Linked DNA regions of Homo sapiens: region 2 is linked to region 1. A link is a loop called in an ENCODE intact Hi-C map of the cell type or tissue named here. Cell type or tissue: GM12878. All regions are shown on one strand. Links, peaks and the distances in the headings refer to the core of each region. The heading gives the core; the rest is flanking DNA. Region 1 has its middle 120 kb from the start of NDST4. Region 2 has its middle 330 kb from the start of NDST4.

The links. Peaks named below come from ENCODE experiments on the same cell type or tissue, not always from the same donor. Only the 100,000 strongest peaks of a DNase experiment are listed, where the experiment ranks them.
Region 2: a loop joins it to region 1, with 2.1 times the contacts of the local background. A loop is called at or near these places in 1 of 110 quality-filtered maps.

Annotation. Positions count from the first base shown.
Region 1 is chr4:115,228,994-115,240,711 of GRCh38, reverse strand. No RefSeq gene overlaps it. Among named protein-coding and RNA genes, the nearest start is that of NDST4, 120 kb to the right of the region's middle. In GM12878, for the core only: a CTCF peak has its summit at 6,118 (motif pointing left); a DNase peak (open chromatin) is centred at 6,001.
Region 2 is chr4:115,433,185-115,444,902 of GRCh38, reverse strand. No RefSeq gene overlaps it. Among named protein-coding and RNA genes, the nearest start is that of NDST4, 330 kb to the right of the region's middle. In GM12878, for the core only: no CTCF peak of the experiment used is centred there; a DNase peak (open chromatin) is centred at 6,915.

The DNA of each region.
Region 1 (11,718 bases), core at 4,074-9,073:
TTATCTTTTTTTAAAAAATAGAACAGGGAAAATTGAAGAAATAATTTTGAAAAATAGGTATATAGTAAAAGATGTGCTTCAATTTAACTCTGCATGTTCATTTAAATATTTTTAAATTCTCATTTTAAAATTATAATTATATTTTGAATAAATTAAATATATTAAATATATTTAGTGAATATATTTATGAATATATAGTATTCATAATATATTATGAATGTATAGTATTCATAATATATCATGATGTATAGTATTCATAATATATTATGAATGTATAGTATTCATAATATATCATGAATATATAGTATTCATAATATATTTATGAATATATTATTTACATATATATTTATGAATATATTATTCATAAATATAATCACAAAATATATTTAATGAGTAAATTAAATATATTAAAATATATTAAATTATATTTTGAATAAATTTGTTCATTTTTGTGATTTAAGAAAAATACTGTATATAAACCAGCAGCAAAATGGTTGTCATTTTCATTTTTGCCTATTTTATTTTTTATGAGTTTTGAAAGGTCAAGAGGCTTTTGTTTTACTTTTTGTTGTCAGGAAATTACAGATAAACCCCAGTTAAGTATATATCTTGTTTGTGAAATTCACGTTTGTCATTTCTTAAGTGTTTTTTTTTCCTGCCATTCTATTCAAATTAGTGTGTCCTTGGAGATAAACAGCACCATTCATTTATTAGTTTCTAGCTTATCACATGAAATTAAACATCAGGATGTGCAGTAATTAGAAATCACCTCACCCTGGAAAATGGCATAATGACAGGGTCCTTGAAATCAGTAGAGGTTAAAGCTGCATGTTTAGAGCACATTTGTATAAACCTAAGATACAGTTCTGATTAGAGATACTGTATGAATGCCACTACAATTAAAAGTTATATTTAATCTAGTAGAAAGAGCTTATTTTAAGACTGTGACCTTAGAAATGCATCTTGTAAGAAAAAGTATCTCAGGCAGAAAATAATGTACGATGCCCTTTCCTCAAACATCTTGAGTTCAACCAATTTTCGATTTCAATTACTTAGTATTAGTAATGATATTAATATATAATGCATATAAGTTATGAGGTACGATGTGCCAATCTAAAGAATTGTGGCAATTGTGAGTTGTTTAAACAGAAAAAACGGTTACGTTATACCACCTTATCATATGGCCAAATAAATAAAGATTTACTAAGGATGAAAAACCTGAAACTACAGAAATATCAGCAAGTGTATCAGCAAATGTTAGTAAGTATTCTTAGACTTTGGGTTGTGAGTGTTCTTTCTAATCATAATGCCAAAGCAAAAATAATCAGGAATAAAACTAACTCAACCAACATGGGACAGAAGTCTGCATTGTAAAAATGTATGTAGAACAACACATAAAAAGAAAATTTACAGAAACCTAATAGTCATTCCTGAAAGAAACTGTAATAGAGCAATGGTACTGAATTCAAGACAGTATCTCTAAGGATATTACAAACAGTACTTCTTAGGTCTCTAATTTTCTCTTTTAATTTTAAAATTACTCATTTATCTCTTCTAATATTGTCTCTCTTTTCCCACTGGCACTTTAAAAAACTTGAAAATATTTCCCACGTTCACAGTTAAATTCCTGGGTGGTGATAGGGCATAAGCGGGGGTGGGGGGCGGGTCTGATTAGCTTTGCTACTGTCATCTATGTTTGGCAGCAGCCTCCACACAAAACCATACTGTGGACTACTGGTCCAGCTACAAAGATTTGCAAGTGAAAAGATTCTACAACATAAAAGAAGTGGAACTTGAGTTCAATGTAATAAGAAAGGTGTAATCTTAATTATATAATTTTAATTTTTGGAGGTGTAACTTTCTGAGAATGTGTCAAAAAGGAGGTTATAATTAAAATAATATAAAATATCAAATTAAACTGAAAAGGAAAATTACTAAAACGCTTGAAAGATTACATCGGAGGAAAAATATTATAAGGAAATTAATACCTCCAAAGCCATATTAAAATAAACTTTATAAATCATGAAGAGCTGAACTAATGCTGCAGAAATAAATAAGAAAACTGAAGAAAAACTTGTGAGCCACACATAGAATGTGGAGGTAACAAGGAGATAAATATATATATATAATATATTTCTAAATTGTATTTAGAAATAACCACAGCTAGTGGAGCAGATGCAATATTCAAGCTAGAACAGATGAAAAAAACAGTGATCTTAAAAATTACTAAAACCTATAAATGCCAATGACTCACTGAGATGTCTCAAAATTGGTAAACATAAATCAACACCCTTAAAAGGTATGTTTTTTGTGTAAAAATAAATTAATATAAAATAATATATACACATCCAGATAGAAAAACCAGCTACTGAAAAGCAAGTAACAAAAAAATTGTTACTTATGAGTACACAAAAATCATATTGGCCGAAGTTTTCTCAACAACAAAATTCAATAGTGGAATACCATTCTAGTTTTTCAACATTAAGAAAATTTTCTAAAGACTAAAAAAAAGAGACTCAAAAATTTGAAAAAGTAACATGATGGTATTAATACAATAAAATATATAAAATATACATCACAATTCACCAGAGATTTAGCAAAGAAACAACTAGAAGACATCACATGAATATTTAGCTACGTTTTGTCTAAATGATTATTATAATTTTGTAAAAATTAACATAAATATTAAATCAGAGAAATGAATTCTGAAAGATGAGGTTAAAAACAAACCACTGAATTTTCTCTAAACATAAATCTAATAAATTAGAATTTAAAAATCAATTTAGGAAGAAGATGGGAAAAGGTAACAAGAAAAAGATGCTCATCTTTTTTTGTAAGCAAAAGATAATGCCAGCAACTACCTCCTTTCAGACAAGGGGATGCTCCTGTTAAATCTTTGGATGACTCTGTCTTCTTACCTTGTCCAGAGCTTTCTCAGGACTTGAACTTAAACCAACATCTTAAGACTATTAGGGAAAGGCCAAGCCAACATTGGAGAACTTGGCCCCTTTTACTTAACTAGTGCTAGCAATGAACTGATTCCAGATTTATTCGTTTGTAAGAAAGATAAAGTATTTTTATATGTAATTGTAATTAAATTTCTAGTTATTCATAGTTAAATGCAATCTCAATTCTCAAAGGTATTACAAGATCTTACCTCATTCTTAAAAGTAATAAAAAAAATCAGATTAGCATAAGCATTTAGCAATTAGCATAGCCATAAAATCACCCTTAGAGAAATTTAAAATATTAGGCACAGGGCCCAACTTTTCTAGAAAGTTAAAAAATGATATAAATAAAACATAGTCCATAAAGTAAAAACAAAACACTAGGAGCATCGAGAATAGAAATCATAAAACAAACAAAACAAAATAAAATGAAAGTTATAAAAGAAATTAAACATTTTAAAAAATAAAACCTTATTGGAATTCAAGATCCATATATTCATTATTGATAAAATGTAAAATGTTGGCAAATAATACATAACTGAGCAAAATTTTATCAGAGAAGTTCAAACAAAAAGATGCAAGACTAATAACAGTAATAAGCAATAAATAATGAAGTATATTTCAAGGCAAATTAAAGAAGTCTATAATTTGGATAGAAAAGAGGCTTTGCTGAACTACATAACTTTAAATATATATGAAGGAAATTCTTTTTTTTTTTTGGAGACGGAGTCTTGCTCTGTTGCCCAGGCTGGAGTGCGGTGGCGTGATCTCGGCTCACTGCAAGCTGCGCCTCCGGGGTTCAAGCCGGTCTCCTGCCTCAGCCTCCTGAGTAGCTGGGACTACAGGCGCCCGCCACCATGCCCGGCTATTTTTTTGTATTTTTAGTAGAGACGGGGTTTCACCGTGTTAGCCAGGATGGTCTCGATCTCCCGACCTCGTGATCCACCCGCCTCGGCCTCCCACAGTACTGGGATTACAGCCATGAGCCACCGCACCTGGCCTGGAAATTCTTATAAATACAAATACAAATTGAAGGAAATACAGGAAAGGACATTAACAAACCACTCACAATCTTTCAAAATATATGTAAATATATATATATATATATATATATATATATATATATATATGTAAGTATCCATACTTCTTATGTAAAAATATAGTTTACATAAAAATAAATAGAAAATACAATCTCTGCTTTTGCCTACTCTCATCAGCACAAACACAATGAGAATATAGAGAGTTGAAAGGACATTTAACATAGCCAAATATGTAGGATAGCTCTTAGTTTTAAAAATTATTCCCTGATCACAGTCATATATTAGATCATGAAGAAAATCTCAGAAAACTCCAATAAATAGAAACTACTTCAGCCACATGTTCTTTCAAAAGGTAATAAAATTATGAATTAATTGAGCAAAAACCAAATAAAACATCCATTTGATTATTAATCAACATTCCTCTGAAAAATTTGCTCAGTTAGGAAATTCTAAAACAACTAGAGATTATTACTGAAAGTGGGAATACTTTTAAGTGCTTTAGGATGTATCCACATTGGCTTCTGAGGTTTATAAAGTGAAATGCTTACATTTAAATAATGAATTAAATTAATTAAACATCAAGTTAAGAAGTTGAAAAAAAAGTAGGATATGATAAATAAAAAAAAAACGAATAGTGGAGAAATAGGCAAGTTAAAGACAAATGTTATCAACTAGAAAAAGAAAAAACCACAGAATAACTAAATTAATCCAAAAAATATTTCTTTAGTAGATATAATCAAAATATAAAATATATAAAGCTTTTACAAGTTTAATTAAATCACCACACAACTAGGAATATTTATGACTAATGATAAAAACACAAGTATGGTTTTCAAATATAGAGAATATTACATCCTTACCAAAATCTTCTAAAAACAAAACATGATTTCAACAAAATAATAATCATAGTAAAATGAAAAGAGTGAAATAAATAACTTTTTAAAATTCTGAACACAGGTGATTTTATAGCAGATATTTTAGGTTTGTGTGGACATTCCAAGTCTGTGCAAAATCTTCCAGAATATAAGAAACATTTTGTTAAAAAAATTTTTTAAAAACATTTACAAACCTTTATATCAAAATCTGATAAAAATAAAAATGAAACTTTAACCTTATTTCGCTAATGCATATAGATGCAAATGTCTAATAAATAAAATACCAGCAAATCTGATCTTAGTTTCCTCAATGATTAATGATTACTTTAAGTATCTTTACTATCAGTTAGGTTTTGATATGCATTACAATCAAATGCATATCAAAATTATGTGCCAGGTCTCCAAAGAGAAAAATGGCCGAATTGAACCACAACTCTCCTTTTCTTCCTTGTGTCTTGTGTGTACTGCTTTGCAGGATGCATTTTTCTGACCTGAGATCATGATAGAAAATGTTATCAACTTTACTATCCAACCCATTAATTACATGTTTTTATTTTATCCATGTCTTCTTGCTTTTTTCTTTTATTCTTCTTAGAGAAGACCACTTTATTAAAGTATGCAATATGTTCTCATATCTTAATATGACAATTAGTCTTGTTTTGTTTTTGCTTTATTTTCTCCTTTCTCCATTGGCTTTCTTTTCTCATTTTTCCACTTTTTGTTAGTTTTGGTCGCTCACTTTTCATGTTGGTGGCTTTCCTCAAATATCGGGTAAGCTTTTACTATTCCATTACATTTAAAAGTGAAACACTTGAAGCTGATTGGAAGCTCTCTGTAAAGGCTTTGTTGATTGAAGCCATTTACTGTGGGATGAGCTGCAATGACTCTGTCTTTCCTTAGTGGTGTCTCCTAATTTCCTGCTGTGCAAATAAATACCAGATTGCTTCGTTTATTCCCAGAATGGGGAAAGGGACCTGAGTTCTGCTTTTCACTCAGGCTGGTTATAGTCCCAAGCCTGGCCCTGTCCTCTTCTATGCTTGTAGTTCATGTACTGAGTTTTCTTAGAAAATAAAACTTTAGTGTTGAGGGATGGATTGGTTGTAAGAAAGGGACCTGGGAGTGAGGAGTCAATATAATACAATACAGCCTCTTACACAACCTCCTGTTTTCAGGTTCCCATTTTAGCTATGTCTTTTTCAATAACTTATGTTCCCAGGAGCTGTGGAAACAATTCTATTTTGTGTCAGGCATGCCCCCTGCAGGTACTTTTTTATAAATCCGCTAAGTGAGGAACCATATTCTCTTTATGTTATTTTCTCTCTTGCTGTATTGGACTTTATAGATTTTTATGTATTTTGAATTCCTATTTTAGTGAGTTTTCATAAAAAGAGGAGATAAATGTCAGTGATCAATCAATGGTCCATGTCTAACCAGAAGCTTCAGAGTCAAATTAGTGAATTAGAATGATGTAATCCTTAAGAAAAGTTTTGATTGTGTAATTTTTGATTATACATAATAAAATTATCATAAATGAAATAAAATTATTTTATGCATTCTATCTCATATAATCATGAATTTATCTACTTTGTATTTATCAAAGACCCTATGTAGTCTAAACATGCTTTTCTTGCATGTGGCTCTAGAATTTAATCCCTATTATATTAAAATCTAGCAGAAACATTGGGAAAGAATTATAAGGTTTGAAATTACTCATGATTTTTTAATCATATTGCTGTTATGAGTTAATTTATTATTAATTTGTGTTTCTTCCTTTAAGTGAAATTTTAAAAATTGCAATTGATTGAATACTCAGTATAGCTGTATTCCATTTCATTAAAAACTTAAACTTACACATCATATCATACAATTTAATTTGAAGATACCTTTCAGCTATATATTCATGATAGGAAGATATTTCACAAGTGCATGCTGTAAAAATTGCTATGGTATTACTTTTTTTTTTGTCACAGAAGCCATATTATTGCTGAGAGCAAATAAGCTTAAACCTCAAAGGATTTACTTCGGAAGTTAAAAGGTCCACTAAGGAAGTGAAAACCCACAATGCTCTAATGGAATTTAAACATAGCAAAACCTCTTCTCCCTCACACTATCATTAACTGCTATGAGGCTTTTTTGATGAAGTTTAAAAAGCTTCTTCAATAAATTCCCATAAGCAAGCCAAAGTAAGGACAAAGTGGTAGCCTGAATTTTAGAGCTATATTTTCTTGTTTGATTTTATTTAATAGCGCTTTATTACTTTTAGCCAGTTTATTGTTTTCTGTCACCTGACCCTTGGAGTAAAAACAGTATTGTCGCATGACTTAATATTTAAAAGTCAATAAGGACACAAGAAAGGCACTGTGTGAGACTTTTCTAAAGACATGCTTGAAATTCACTGACAAATAATCTTTTCTCATTGCTATATGCAGGAGTGTCTTGCTAAACATGAAAAATGGGTTTTTAAGCTCACTTGGTGGGAGTAATTTCAGTTATAAAATGTAAGCCTCTCTTCATAGGAAATTCGTGTAAGATAGACCCAGATCCCTGAAATAAAATGGTAAAGCAACACATAAACATAAAAAGACCAAAGACAAGTTGCATTTTCTTAAAAAATTAAGAATCAAGACCAGCTATTTAATTTTTAATTACCTTTTTTTAGTCACTGTAAGTTTTGTAAGATAAAAAATTGAAACCTTTCAAAGTCATAATCTGTTTTCTAATTTTAAGACTCAAAATCCTCAACTTTAGGTTTCTGGTCCCAGGGCAACTAAAATATTTAAAAATTTTTTAAATGAGGTAAAATTTTGCGAAGAAACTGAAATAACCTTCAAACCCAGTTCCACTAGAAAGGAATACATAAACTGAGCTATACCATGACATAGCACTTTCTACAATTTCTTTCACACACAACTCCTTTCTTCCTAAGGCTTAGGGATAGTTTGAAGATTTAGATTTTCTTCTACCCAGTTTCCTTTACTTCTTCTGGGGTTTAATTTTCCTGCTAGTCCTTCTACTTTAGCTTCTTAATTCATTCAAAATAGTTCAGGTTATGCTGTAGTAACAACTCCAAATTTTCACTGGGTTACCTCAATAAAGATGTGCTTTTGCTCTGAATTTATGGTACCTCCACAGCAATATAAGCTTTCACACTAGCTGCAGCAAGGGAAGAGTCAGGCTGAATAATGGATCATTGCTTTCCATCAGAAATAAGATACCTCACTCCTCCTAACATTAGATTGACCAAAACAGTCACACTGTGTAATTCAAGGGGGAATGATCTGCCTGTAGTCCTTGCTACTTGGGAGGCTGAGGCAGGAGGATTGCTGGAGCCCAGAAATGCAGAAGGGCCAGACTTTGGTGAACAGGGGTAGAACCTATCAAGTTTTTTTTTTCTTTTTACTGGACTATTTTAAGTTCATTAATATAACTTAGAATCATAATTTTCTAATTTTGCTTCTATCATTAGAATCAACATTTTATGATTGGATAAAAAGCAGGAAGAAATGGATATGCAGGGTTTTACATCAAGGAAGAAATAGAAAACCTTTGACTCTGGTCATACCTCTGTTCCACATGCATTCATAAGCTCTTGGTAGTTCAGTAGACCCAGAATACTTTCTATGATTAAGAAACTCAAAAGGATAACTTTCAAATTATTTCAAGAAGAAATGAAAAATTGTATCAAATTATTTTCTGTGGTCTCATATCTATACTCACATATTTTGCTCTGTCTGCCTTACATTTTTCAATGTCAGAAAGATTATTCCAGGAATATTACAGATTTTTTATGTCTCCTAATGTCTATTCTTTCTGCTTGGAAAAGAAAACCTAGGGCTATGCAAATTCATGGTCACAATGTCTCATTTTAACTATGCTTCGCTTACACAGCATTTTAGAACATTAAGAGTTCCCTATGTAGACAAACTTTTAAATAATTTACCCCCTTACCTTTTGAATCATCTAGATTTCACTTTTTACTTGATCATTCCTTCAGGCTACAGAGGCCCTCTAGATTCCAATATTAACAATAATTTCCTCTTGTCCTTGCATACCTCAAACTAATATCTAAATTATCTGCTTTTCTTCATAGCCATTTGAAGAGTTATTTTTCCATCTCCACTTCTTCGCCTTTTATTCACTACTTGTTATATTATTTACTATCTTTGTTTTTGTAGGAAAATCTCATTTAAAATTCACAAAAAAGAAAGCAATAATTTCTCATATTTCTCTTACCCCAAACCATCATTAATATTTTGTTATTATTGGTACCATTGTCACACTGAAATGTGTTTGTTGTTTCTGCATCACTCTGCCATTCTTTTTGTGTGTCAAATAAAATTTCCATATATACATGGGTTTATATCTATGCTGTGGTTCTATATCTAGGCTTTCTCTTTAGATCCTTTTCTCTATGTGTTTCCTACTGTGCTAACCCTCTCCATGTTAATTACTATAGCTCTATAGCTGCTCTGAGGATCTGGAAGGGCCAGTCTCTTCACATTGCTCTTTTTTTCTAGAATTCCTTTGCCTATTTTTGATCATTTGCTTTTTGATGCAAACTTTAGAATCAGACTGACAAATTAAATGTAAAATGTAAAGTTAAGTGAAACAAACCATACTGAGAATTTTACTAGAATTGCAGCCACTTTGTTGTTTGTATCATAAAAATGTTGAATTTCCCAACCCTTGAAATAGTTATATTTCTATCGATTTTAGGTTTTCTTTAATATCATATAGTCAAGTTTTATAATTTGCTGTCTACAAAATTTACACACTTAAAAATATTTACTAATAATTGTATAAGGAATCAATGTTGAATTTTCTTGCATATTTTCCATTTTTATCAAGATAATATAATCTTAACCTTTTCATTTAACATGTTGAAGTATGAATTACTTGAAGCCTTTTGAATTATAATACATTTTTATTATTATTATTTTTTGAGATGGGGTCTCCCTCTGTTGCCCAGACTGGAGTGCAGTGGTTCAGTCACAGGCCACTCTAATCTCAAACTCCTGGGTTCAGGCAATCCTCCTGCCTCAGCCTCCCAAGTACCAAAGACTACAGGCACATGCCATCACACCCAGATAATTTTTTTTCCTTTTTCTTTGTGTATAGATGAGGTCTCACTATGTTGCTCAGGCTGGTCTTGAACTCTTGGCCTCAGGTAATCCTTTGGCCTTGGCTTCCCAAAGCTCTGGGATTATAGCATGAGCTACTGTGCCTGGCATGAATTACATTATTTTTATAGATGTTCACCCCATGTAAAAGCCACCTTGTGAATATAAATATGCAGGGTGAATTTTTCTCTTCATTTATTGTCAAGGTTAAGATTTTTAAATTCTCCAATCAGTTCCTTTCTGTGCAATGGGGTTTAATTTTCATTAAACTGTAGGGGTTTGCTTTATGTAACTCAATTCTGAATCTTGGGCAGGCTCTGAGTTTTATCTTCTCTCCCTCATACCCCATTATGTAATGAGGTTCATTAAAGCAAAACCTCAAGTTCCCAGGGTTTGTCAGAAAACCCTCTGGCTGAAAACAAGCTTTGGTGTTCACTTACCTCCCAAGGTTCCTGCTTTAATTTCATTTTTAATCACAGTGTATTTCTTACTTTTGTGCAGCTCAGTGATGCATTAAAATTGTTTTCAACTTTTACCCAGCATTTGAGTTGCTTTAATCAAATCCAAAGTATCATTCTGATCTTTAATCTGCCATATGCCAGATATAGAACACTATGGACTGAAATCCATTCACATCTGGTTTTTAACCACAAAACCACCACTAACACTATTTTTGTCAAAGATCATAACCAAACATACAGAACTTGTTTAGCCCTTACTTGCCCAGAAAAATTTCTGATTTGGCTACTAGCTTCTTCTTGGTGCACTTACTTCACTTACATTTTATAACAAAACACTGTTGGGTTTTTTTTTGTTTTTTGGGTTTTTTTTCTTGTTATTATTATTATTATTATTATTATTATTATTATTATTATTGGTATTTCTTTTGCTGCTCCATCTCAGGCTTTATTCCAGACACTAAATGTCAGAGAGATTGAATCTTGGGGGTAGACCTTGGGCATTTGCTCTTTACAGTTTCTTCCTACATGAGCTCACATATTCTCAAGGCTTTATATAGCAACTATATCCTGACAGCCTCCAAAATATATCCCCTACCCAGACCTCTTTGAAGTCTCAACTGATTAATGCAACTGTAAACTTGATTCATCCATATATAAGACTTTCAACTACTTATCACACTTATAATTGAACTCTGCCTTTTCTGAAAGTGATTTGTTACTAAGTTCTTTCTCAATAAATAAAAGGAATATACATACATTCAAGTGAACAAGCCAGAGACCTAGAAATCATTCTAAATTACTTTCTGTTCTACCTTGCCCAACCACCACCTTTCCAAATTAAGTTCATCAGCAATTGCTATCAAGTCTACATACAAAAAAAAATCTCTGTCTCTGCCAAACCATTGTTTGCGCAGGGTCCATAATTTCTCACATGAACTCAACCCAAGTCTTTTAACACCTCACTCATCCCTGCAAGCTAGTCTTGATACAGCAGCTAGAGATGTACTTTAAATCATAAATTAGATTATGCTCCCACTAATTAAAACCACCCTATTATTTGTGCAAGAGAAACAAAACCTATCTTTCTTACCATTTCCAAAGAGCCCTTAAGGCTATGATTATGTGATTTCTACCAGACTTCCCATCCTCATCTGGTATAATATGTCCTCAGCAAGTCCCTGAATATACAAGCTCGGTGTGACTGAAAAGGTCTTTCTCCCACTAAGCAAAGTTAGAACAAAAGGCTTCAGCTTCACTACCACAACCTCAGAGAA
Region 2 (11,718 bases), core at 3,856-8,855, 200 kb before region 1:
GTTCTACTAAAAATAGGTTTTATTTATATAACTTTACTGAAGAAAAAATTAAACTTTTGTGGCAATCCTATACTCTTATTAAAATAAGTTTGATTGGGATAAAACTGTATTATGGAGATCAAAATAAATGATTTTTTGTCATATTTTAAGAAAATGCCTGTAAAGAACAAGAGTGATGCTGGATTAATGTATGCACTCATGCAAGAATTGCTTCAAATCTTGAAACAATTTATAGAGGGGTGTAATAAGGAAAGGAATAACTTTAGGCATTCTTAGGACTACTGAGGATGTTTTCCAGTTCTGGTCAAAATAGTAAACTAGTACAATTTGCTGGATCTGCTCCAAAAGTGATGAAAAAATTATGAAAGAAAGGAGCAAATATGAATCACAGAAACTAACAAACCTAATATGAAAGACTCTCAGAGAAAGTAAAGGCTTCCTTGAAGTGGAATATGTATTGGCTAGTTATAGAAAGTAAAAAGTTTCCTCTTCAAAGTTTCCCTTCTTAAAGAATAAATCGTAAATGTTAGAAATAATAGTTTCTTTTAAAGACTAACTTTCTTCAAGCCTCCTTGCTTTGTGCTAATAACTCTTTGCTAAGCCCTATTCTATGTAGCTGTTGAACATGCTCACAGGCATGTTCCAGCTCACAGCCTACGTCCCTTCCTTATTTAGAAATGTTATTACTTCTTTAAATCTATCGTAAGCAACTTCCTCTTTTCCTTTGTTCTCCCTTACCTTTACCTACTTAAAAAGGTTTTAGGTTGTTAGCAAATCGGGTGTCAGTTTAGACTGTGAGGTTTGGCTCCAACCAATGGATGCAGGACACAGCATTAAGGACAACCCAAATGCGTAAGGGATAAATATGTCTGCTTTTTCTTTGTTCGGTATACTCTTGTGGCAAGACTGGTGCCAAGTGAACTCTTTCTGCAGAAAGTAAAAATTGCCTTGCTGAGAGAATTAAATTTATGTTCAAGTGCTATTTCTTTGCGGCACCAGAGAACAAGCATTTTGCATTTCTTACATAGTGGTTGTAACTTGAAGCCAGGGGCAGAGAAAGGGCAGGTCGAAAGAAATGTGTAAATGTCTGCCCTTGGCTTTTCTTCACATTGTCGTTAAAAATATTGATTGTCTTTTAGCCAATAGTTGGAGTAAAATCAAAGCAGCCTAAAGGCCCTATTGGAGTCTTCAGTTCAGATCATCTGGTTCTTTCACTTATCCAATTCTTCCTTGTCCAAACTCCTGAACCTGGTGGATTACAACCTAAAAGGTCCATTACCTTTTACCACTATTTACAAAAGGGTTTAAGAAATATTGAGGAGAGAAAAGTATTCTTCACTGCCTCTCTTTCTAAACGAAAGGTGGTAGTTACAGCATTTTCAGCATCGGGATGTAGACATACCCAATGAAACACAAATGAAGAGAAGAAAGTGTTTCTCAGACCTAGAGAAAGATGAAAATTGGCAAATTCAAAAGATTCATTGCATGACAAGTAGGCAAGATAGAAAAAATTCCAAACCTAAGCCACATAACAGTTTATTTATAAATATGACGCATATAAAGAAAATTCTCAAAGCTTTTGAGAAACAGAGAACATCATCTTTAAAAGAAAAACACTATTATCAGATGGATATAAGATCTTTAGACAACAACCGTGGATGCCAGTATATATTTAAATTACAGAAAAAGTACTATGGAGTAATCATTTGAAAGCATTAAAATAAAAATATTTTAGAATATAAACTAGCCATTAAGAACATGAAGGTGACCCGAATAAATGCAAATATAGTCCATGTACTTAGATAAACTATATCCATGAAACAACCTAAATATCAATATAAACTCTACCAACATTGCAGCTATTTGTTTAAAAAACTTGATCAATTTACTCCAAAATTTATATAGAGAAGCAAACATCCACTAACAGGTGAGCTAACCTGCTAACCAGAAAAATAAATTTTATAAAGAGGGGTCATCCAACTAAGGTTTTAAAAAGAAAAAGTAAAAAAAAAAAAAGATGAATATGATTACATCAAAATTAAGGATTCATATCAGTGAAAGATATCATTGAAGAATCTAATAGATAGTGATATATTAAAAGAATATATTTGCAATGTCCAAAAGAGACAAGAAAATGATACCAAGAATATGCATGGAATTCTTATAAATCAGCAAGAAGAGATAGGAAATTTAAAAATAAAGAAAAATTCATAAGATGATAAATGCTTAAGACTAGAATAAATATGAAGAGAAATTCAAATGTCTGAGATAGCGAAATGAAAGATGAAGAATATGAATATGGTAATTGTCAATATTTTGATTCCCTTTGCACCAGGTCCTAAAGCAAGATCTCGTTGCAGGTAGTTGTGGGAAGTAATCACAATAGTGAGAGGGAAGTACAGGTGAGCCATGAAAGGGAGACAGTCCGATTAAGTATGTCTAAATGAGCAGGTGACTGCTATGGGAGACTGGTGCTTGATCCTATTAACAGTTCTGAGGAAGCACATAGAATGTGCTTATGCCGAGGTTACACCAAAGTTACACCAAGGAATTGAGAAGTGTGGAACATATCCGCTAACTTCTGTTTTTCATGCGTTGTGAACTCCCCTGTGGACACCAAATTCCTGGCACATGCAGCCTTCACTGAATGTGGGTTGAGCAGATTCCAGTGGCTAAATCCTTCAGTCAGAGGAACATAGGAAGCAGGCACTGGAACTGAGAAGCTATCAGCATGTATGGCTGCTGGTAAACTCAGAGATGAGCATAGAGGGCAAGACATTTACCACATCTGCTACAGTCTACCTCTTGCACTCTTGAAATTCACTCATGGCCCACAATGAGCCTACTGTGTCACTCTTCAGGCTGGTAGCCAATCATTGTTGGGTAAGCAGATTGTTTTAACAATATGAAATCTGGGCACCTTGAAAAAAGAACAGGATAACAGCAATTGTTCAGGGAATAAGAGAGATAACCATAACCTCTGACCACTGGTGAGCCGGGCGTAACAGAACCAGATTTCTCTTCTTTCAAAAGCAAATGGGAGAAATATCACTGAATTCTTTTTCTCAGCAAGGAACATCCCTGGGAAAGAGAATACGTGCCAGGGGGTGGGTCTATAGACAGCCCCCCTGGGCGTGGCCATCTTCTATGGTTGAGGCTGTAGGGGTGAAATAGACCCCAGTCTCCCATAGCGCTCCCAGGCTTATTAGGAAGAGGAAATTCCTGCCTAATAAATTTTGGTCAGACCGGTTGCTCTCAAAACCCTGTCTCCTGATAAGATGTTATCAATGACAATGGTGCCCAAAACTTCATTAGCAATTTTAATTTTGCCCTGGTCCTGTGGTCCTGTGATCTCGCCCTGCCTCCATTTGCCTTGTGATATTCTATTACCTTGTGAAGTACTTGATGTCTGTGACCCACAACCTATTCGTATACTCCCTACCCTTTTGAAAGTCCCTAATAAAAAACTTGCTGGTTATGTGGCTTGTGGGGCATCATGGAACCTACCAACATGCAATGTCTCCCCCGGACGCCCAGCTTTAAAATTTCTCTCTTTTGTACTCTGTCCCTTTATTTCTCAAACTGGCCAACGCTTAGGGAAAATAGAAAAGAACCCATGTGACTATCGGGGCAGGTTCCCTGATAACCAATGATTGGAGAAATGCAAATCAAAACCACAATTTGCCGAGATTTATTTTAACAGTCAAAATTGAAATTACTAGAATCTAAAAAAAATAAAAAAAAAAAGATGGTGTCCCAGCTGCAGAGAAAAGGGACCACTTAATACACTGGTGGGAATGCAAATTAGTTCAGCCACTGTATAAATCAGTTTGAAGCTTTGTCAAAGAATTTGAAACAAAGCCATTATTCAACCCAGCAATCCCATTACTGGGTATAGACCCAAAGGAAAATAAATAGATTTACCAAAACGACACATGTACTCATATGTTTATTACAGCACTGTTCATAAAAGCAAAGACATCAACCTACATACTCATCAGTGGTGGACTGGATAAAGTAAAGGTGGTACATATACACCATTGGATTCTATACAGCCATAAAGAAGAACAAAATCATGTCCTTAGTAGCAACACAGATACATAAGAAGGCCATTATCCTAAGTGAATTAACACAAGAACAGAAAACCAAATACCACATGTTCTCACTCAGGAGTGGGAGCTAAACACTGAATAAACATGGACAAAAAGATGGGAACAACAAACACTGGGGACTACTGGGGGGGTGAGGGAGGGAGAGAGAAGGAGGATATGGGCTAAAAAATTACTTATTGGGTGTATGTTCACTACATTTGTGATGAGACCATTGGTATTTCAAACCTCAGCATCACACAATATACCCATGTAACAAACCTGCATATATACCCTTTGAATTAAAAAAAAAGGAGATTCTTTCTTTAAAAAATGGTTCAAGAATTAATCCCAAGCGTTTAAATTTCTTAAGCTTTCCCTTGATGTTGCCAATTCTGCTGGTAATCAGACCAAGGAACTAGCACACTTTATTTTTTAACCATTTTTCAGGTTCATAAACTGAATTGATGCTTCAGGAACTGAACATTTTTCAATACAATTCCCACAAGATACAACTGAATTTTAGTGAAACTGAATACATGTTGATCAATCATAATGCTGAGGACCTTTTTCTTGACTAGAACATATTAATAATCCAAGGCCTGAAAAAATTTAATGAGTGAAAAGTGCAAGAAAAAACAACAACTGTGCAAAAATATACGCATGACAATTATTTTACTTTTTTCTTAAATGTAAGGAAACATCTTTTACGTTGGAATTACAGATTTTACTTAGGCTTTTCTATTTCATTCCCGATTGAAGTTGATAAGAGTACGTCATAAGCATCTATCTTTATATGCCTTTGTGTTTATGAATGAAACTTGTTTCAGTTCTTGACTCAATGATATATATTTTAAATAATTTTCAGTGAATTGATCAAACCCGTCTAGTTTAAACATGTTAATATTATTCCAAGTTGTATAGAGTTAAAAGTTTTTCTGGGGTCATTATTTTTAAATAGCTCAATGATTATTATATAAATATCTCTCTGCAACACTTTTGGCTGAATGGAATATACTGAGTATGTAGGTGGCTTAGTTTCCTAGCTTATGTACAAAGGATTGCAAACTCGGTGACTTAAAACAACAGAAATTTATTCCTTCACAGTTCTAGAAGTCTGAAATCTAGCACCTAGCAGAGCATCTCTGTAAAGTTTATATGGGAGTCGTTACTTGTTTATTTTAGCTTCTGTTTATTGCCGGAAATCACTGGTGTTCCTTGGCTTATAGATGCATCACTCTAGCGTGTGTGTGTGTGTGTGTGTGTGTGTGTGTGTGTGTGTGTGTGTGACTTCTTATAGGGATACCATTCATATTGGATTTAAGGTTTACCCTAATTCAGTATGACTTCCTACATAATTACAGCTGCAAAGACCCTCTTTTCATATTAGCTCACATTTATAAGCAGTGGGGTTTAACACTTCAACATATCTTTTGTGGAGAAATAATTAAACCTACAATGGTAGGCATAATTCAAAATGAAATAGAGAATTTTAAAAAGTGGAGAAAAAAAGAAATTATGAGCAATAGCAAAATGGTATAGATTTACTTGTGCCTGAAATGTTGAGAAAGGTATTTAGGCTGAAACAAAAACCTTAAAATATTTATTACATGGAGAATTCTTCATGTTTTAAAATTATATAGCTTGGTAAAAACACAAGAATTTGAGAAGGATGAATTAAATATATATCTTTTGCATAACACAAGATGTACTTATTCAGAAACTGTCACAGTTCCCCTGGACAGGATACACTACTCTTAAACATTTTTTTCCTTCATATTGAAACTAGATCTAGGAATCCAAAGATTTTTTGAAGCAGTACATTCATGAATTAAGTAGGCTAATAAATACATACTATATATTATTTATGTATTTTATTAATATAAATATATAAAGGCTATTTTGCAGCCTGGTTAAATTTATTTTATAATTTAGACTCAGTTGATTCTGAATGAATTCCTATCAAAATAAATAAAACGTATTTTATTGTGTTCGTTTTATTAAGGTTATCGTCAGTTAATTATTCTCAGAACTAGCCTACACTTTTTGAAGAAACAAGGTTCTATGTGATTTGTGATAAATATACTTCAAGAATAATCTGTTTGTAGAAATTCATTATATTTACATGATGGTTATAAATATGTAATAACATAATCTTATGTCATAAAATCAAATGCTCAAATTAATTTATTATATGCCATATTATAAATTATAAATACTAACTTTTCTATTATAGCTTTTATGAGAATTTTAATATCTTGAATTATCTAAGAATTATGACATATAACTCCCGAAGCACATTATTTTAAAGTTTTTATCAAAAAATTTCAAGTTTGCATTGTTTTTTCCAAAGACTGCAGATTAATCACCCAGGATGTATTTTTTAATGTGCATTGCTTTAGGTTGTACATAAATCTTGTAACAAAGTAAATCTCTGTAATTCGAAGAACCAAAGCTACTTTTACTTCAGCATCTGTTTTCCCCTACAGCCCTGTTGTTGCTGATTACTCTCTCAGTTTCAATTTGAAATAAAAAAATAAGATTCCCAAGTTTAAAATCAACGTGACTGTGGTGAACTCTTCCTATAGGAAAACATGATTTCAATAAACTTCTGGATGTTGCTGTTTATTCCAAGAAATGTATTCTTAAATATTAGAAATAAGGACACATGGAATACTTTTTTATTATGTCAGAATGTATTTAGAGCGTATATTCCCAGTGGATAGCTTAGGAGTAATAACAAATATCATGATTGCATGTAAAAATTGTATTACTGAGAAATATGAGATCTAGATTCTAGTCTTGTTTCCTTTGCATGACAGAGGAGTAAATGTGGGTAGCAAGACCAGTGACCAGTGACGGGTCTGAGGTTTTACACTACCTGCAAGCTAACAATGTGGTTGCATAGGTTAATGGATACTGGCAGAAAATATAAAATTATTTGCTCTAACAATGACTTTTACTCACAAAACACCAGGTAGTATGAGTTGCATGTTTGTATTGGTTTCCACTTGATCCCAATCACACGAGGGCAATGTGGACATCACAGCTCTGTATCCCCAAGCTTAGGAAACCCCAATTGTTATAGATGAGCTGGTGGTAAACCTGCCAGTCTGTGCCCATCACGGAGAGATCTTTGTTGACTTGATCAGAAAAGAAATCTAGCCTCTGTTTGGAGGAAGACACTATCCAGTACACTACTAAAATCGCTGCTATACAGAAATTTTGAGAAGATAGTCCAGAAAGAAAGTCTTTCCTGAGAAGAACAGAAGAAACATAAGGGATCCATTGAGGATTTTCTTCTAACATTAACAACTCTATGTTTTTATGCCTACTTGGCTTCAGATGAATTTTTTCATGAGCACTTCACTCATCTCCTCTGATTAATCTGTTCAATAGGAGCTGAAACCTAATCTGATCATTTTTTTTTCTTGTACTGCATTGAATAAGGTTGTTATCAACAGGACTCCAAGCAAAAGGATGAGCTCGATCTGCAGTATTGACTTCAGCCATGCCCTCCAGGTCCTGGCTGAGAAAACTCGCTAAACCATCAATATCTACCATACAAAGCCACGTTACTTACTGACATTTCCATTTGTCCTGAGGCATTAATCTAGGTACAGCAAGATTGCACACATTCCATAACCACTCTAGCCAGTGAGTTAAAGTTGAACCAAATGCCTTCCAAGACTGAGGTGATATTTCTTTAAATACTTGAAGGTAACGTATGACCTGCCCAAGATTCAAGTCACTGTGTCAAGTCGAGAGGCAAATTAATGGCTAATTTACATACAGAAAATAGAGTCCCAAAAGTGCACATAGTGCCCCTGGAAAGAAAGCAATATTTACACTTGTTGGGGCTTTCCAGATAGGACCTGCATTAATAGGGAGGCAAAGGTGAAATACTCCCTATGTGGTCACCCAACAGGCTGATTGGAGTTAGAGTTCCCAGTTCATTTAGAATAATTGAGTCTAGTCCTTTTATAGAGAAATACCTGAGATCAGTCAGTACCACCTGTCCTGTTTGTTCATGCCACCAGCCAGGTTGCATTCATCCACCCAAAGGAATGATGGAGAATAGAAAACAATTATAGCTGCTTTAAACTGGGACCATTTCTGCAGTTTCTGATTGTCTTCCAGGTAAGCTTAAGAGGAATGACAATCAAATCATGGTCAGAGTTGTATGTTAGGGATGGCATACCTAGCAGCCAAGTAAGTACGGTTGACTTTGGAATGACACAAAAATTAGGAACACTGACCCTCCACATAGTCAAATATCCATGTATGACTTTTAATTCCCCCAAAACTTAACTATTAATAGCTTACTGTCGACTGGAAGCCTTAGCAATAGCAAAACAGCAGATTAACACATATTTTGTATGTTATATGTATGATATATGTATGATATGTATGATATGCTGTTTTCTTTCAACAAAGTAAGCCAGAGAAAGAAAATACTATTAAGAAAATTATAAGGAAGTGAAAATATAGTAACTACTTATTAAGTGGAAGTGGATCATTTTAAAGAACTTCATCCTCATTGTCTTCCCATTGAGTAGGCTGCAGAGGAGGAGAGAAAGGAGGTCCTGGTCTTGCTATCTCAGAGGTGGAACAGGTAAATGAGGTTGAAAGGGAGGCAGGAAATGCAGGGACACTTGATGTAAGTTAACAGTAATACATAATAATTTCTATTTGACTTTTGCTTTTCTAAAAATATTTTTATGCAGTACAAATCTTTCTTCTACCATTTGCTTTAGTTTCAGTTCTGGTATCATAGAAATGTCTATGTCATAAAAGAAATCACAAGCAGTCTTGAATAATCAGATCTCTCTGCCACTGTGTCAAATGTCAATTGGTTTTCTGGTGCTGCTTCTTCTGTCTTTTTCCTCATGATCTAGCACTGGTTTGGAAGCACTCATCTCCATCAAGTAGTATTCCTTTAATTCCTCTGGTGTGGTATCTGTTAGCTCTTGAATTTCTCCAAGATCCATATCCTGAAACCCTTTACCCCTCATTTTTGTTGCCACATCCACAATCTCTTTCATGGTTTTCTTGATTTGCTATGTCATATATCCTGTGAAGTCATGCACGACATCTGAATATAGTTTCCTCCAGCAGGGATTTATTGTTTCACTCTTGATGGCTTTCACAGCTTTTTCTGTTACAACAATGGCATCCTCAGTGGTGAAATCTTTCCACCAACTTTCATGATGTTCTATCTATCAGGTTTTACCTCCACGGTGTTGACAATCCTTTGTATAGAGTATCATGTGTCATGAGCCTTAAAGGCCCTCATGACTCCCTGATCTAGAAGCTGATTTAGAGACAGTGCATTTAAGAGCATATAGACCTCTTTGACATCTTTAGTATTGAACTCATGGATTTCTGGTTGGCCAGAGGCATTGTCCAATATCAAAAGAACTGTAAAAGACAGTCCCTTACTGGCAAGGTACTTCCTGACTTCAGGTACATCAATGGAACCAATCCAGAAAAAGTCTTCTCATTATACATGCTTTCTTCTGATGCAACCCCAAAACTGGAAGCTTGTGTTTATCTTTTCCCTTCAAGTTGTAGGCAGTAGCAGCTTTGTAGATTAGTGCTATTATAGCACTTACCATAAAGATGACTACATTTGGACAAAACAGTAGAGTTGGCTGATCTCTTCTTTCCTTAAATCTTGCTACTTGTTTCTCTTTCTCACTAATAAATGTTCTTTGTGGCTTTTTTTTTTTCCAGGATAAGGCCATTTCTTCTGCATTAAAAACATGTTCAGGCAGATAGCCTTTCTTCTCAATGGTTTTCTTAATGACATCTAGGAACTTGTCTGTCGCATCTTGCTTAGCAGAATATGCTTCTACTGTAACCTTGATTTTTTTTAAGCCAAATCTGTTTCTAAAATTATCAAATTATCTTTGGCTTACATTAAATTATCCAGCTTTAGAACCTTTACCTTCCTTTTGCTTTAAGTTATCATGTTATGACTTTGCTTTTCCTCAAATGACATTAGAGTCTATAGTAATGACTTTCTTATAAAAATCCTCCACCCATAAAAGCTGCATTTTTAATATGGGATAGGAAGGTATTTCACAAAAAGTGCATGGTTTTTATGTCTGTCAGCATAGCTACAGTGATGGCTTCATGAATTCACTTTTCTTCTTTTACTTCAGAGTACATGCAAGATATTCAGGTAACCAGGAACTAGTGGTGAGGTTATGCAGAAAAGTGTGGTTTAAGGGTGCAGGTGAGTGCCTGCTGTTCTGCAGAGAAAAAGATCAGTGTATGTACAAATCTGCAGAAGGATTTGCAGCTAAGTGGAAACTCTGTGGGATGCAATCACACCATATAAAAGCCTTCAGCAGTGTATGGTGAAGGGTGGGTGTTCAGTAGTAACAGTGAGGGTCTGGTGGTGAGCCTCTGGGACTCAATCTGCTGAGAGAATGGTGGTGCTAGTGTATGCAGAGACTCCCAGGATACTGGATTCTCTCTTTAGAAAGTCATAGGAAGGTCATTGCCAGGTCAAACCAAAACTGCAAGGCTGCCAAGGGACCATGTGTTTTGGACCTGCGGCTTGAGGAAATCTCCACCATTTGTCCTCACATTCATTCCACTGAACAGGAACTATTGGTGTGGGTGTGCAGAAGGCAACAGTTTCTCCCGTACCTTTTATCCAGAAAACATGATATACTTTGTAAAGGAGAAATGGTTCAAGGAATTTGGTTTTTATTATTTCACAGTAATGAAGGATGAATTTAAAGTTTAGAGGCAATATATTGATAACAGACACATATAGCTAGGCTTTAGGAAGCTCTCCTATTTTAATTATTGAGTACTAGTTGACCCATCCCAATATAAAAATATCAGGCCAGAGAATCATAGGGTCTCTATAGGTTAGGTGTCCCATTTCAATAAGCCCTCAGTAGCAAGTTGCTTTTCAAAAAAGTAGTCATGTCAGTGAGGTTACAAGTCCAGAACAACAGGGAATTGCTCTAAGAGGCAGAGGCCACTGCCGCTGGAGGCTCCAGATGGAAAAACTAAAATACAGACTTGGACTGATTTCAATACCCAAATAGTACAATGAGAGTTGAGTCACCTTTCTGGCTCTTGGCACTGAAGTGGTGGCAGTACTTCTACCACTGCTAAAGGGGTAGAGTATTGTGAATCAACCTGCATAAGCCTTGGAAACTACTTGGCATTCAGGATCCTGAATTTTTTCAAAGTTATTTAGGCATCCCTTCTGAGAGAGCTGTGATGACTCCACAATCAGGGACATTGCAACTGAGGCTTCTAACTTATTAATCAAAAGAATGTCATTTATACAGTAAAAACTTTGCAAATCATAGGGTAGAAGTATTTGCATTAGATCATGACTCAGTTGCTGGTGGCAAATGGCAGGAAGTTTGTCTTACTAGCTCTTCTACACTTGCAGCTCTTCCCTGGTAGAGATAATTGTCTTTGGCACTTATAGAATAAGGAAGTACAAGCATATTAACCCACATAATTTTTACTACACACTCAGACCTAGAAGTAACAGAAAGAGAAAATTGAAGAAGCAAAATAACATAAATAACCCTCAGAGACATGTTAGTTCTCTTTCTCACTGTAAACCCTGCCTAAACTCACTTTGTTGAAA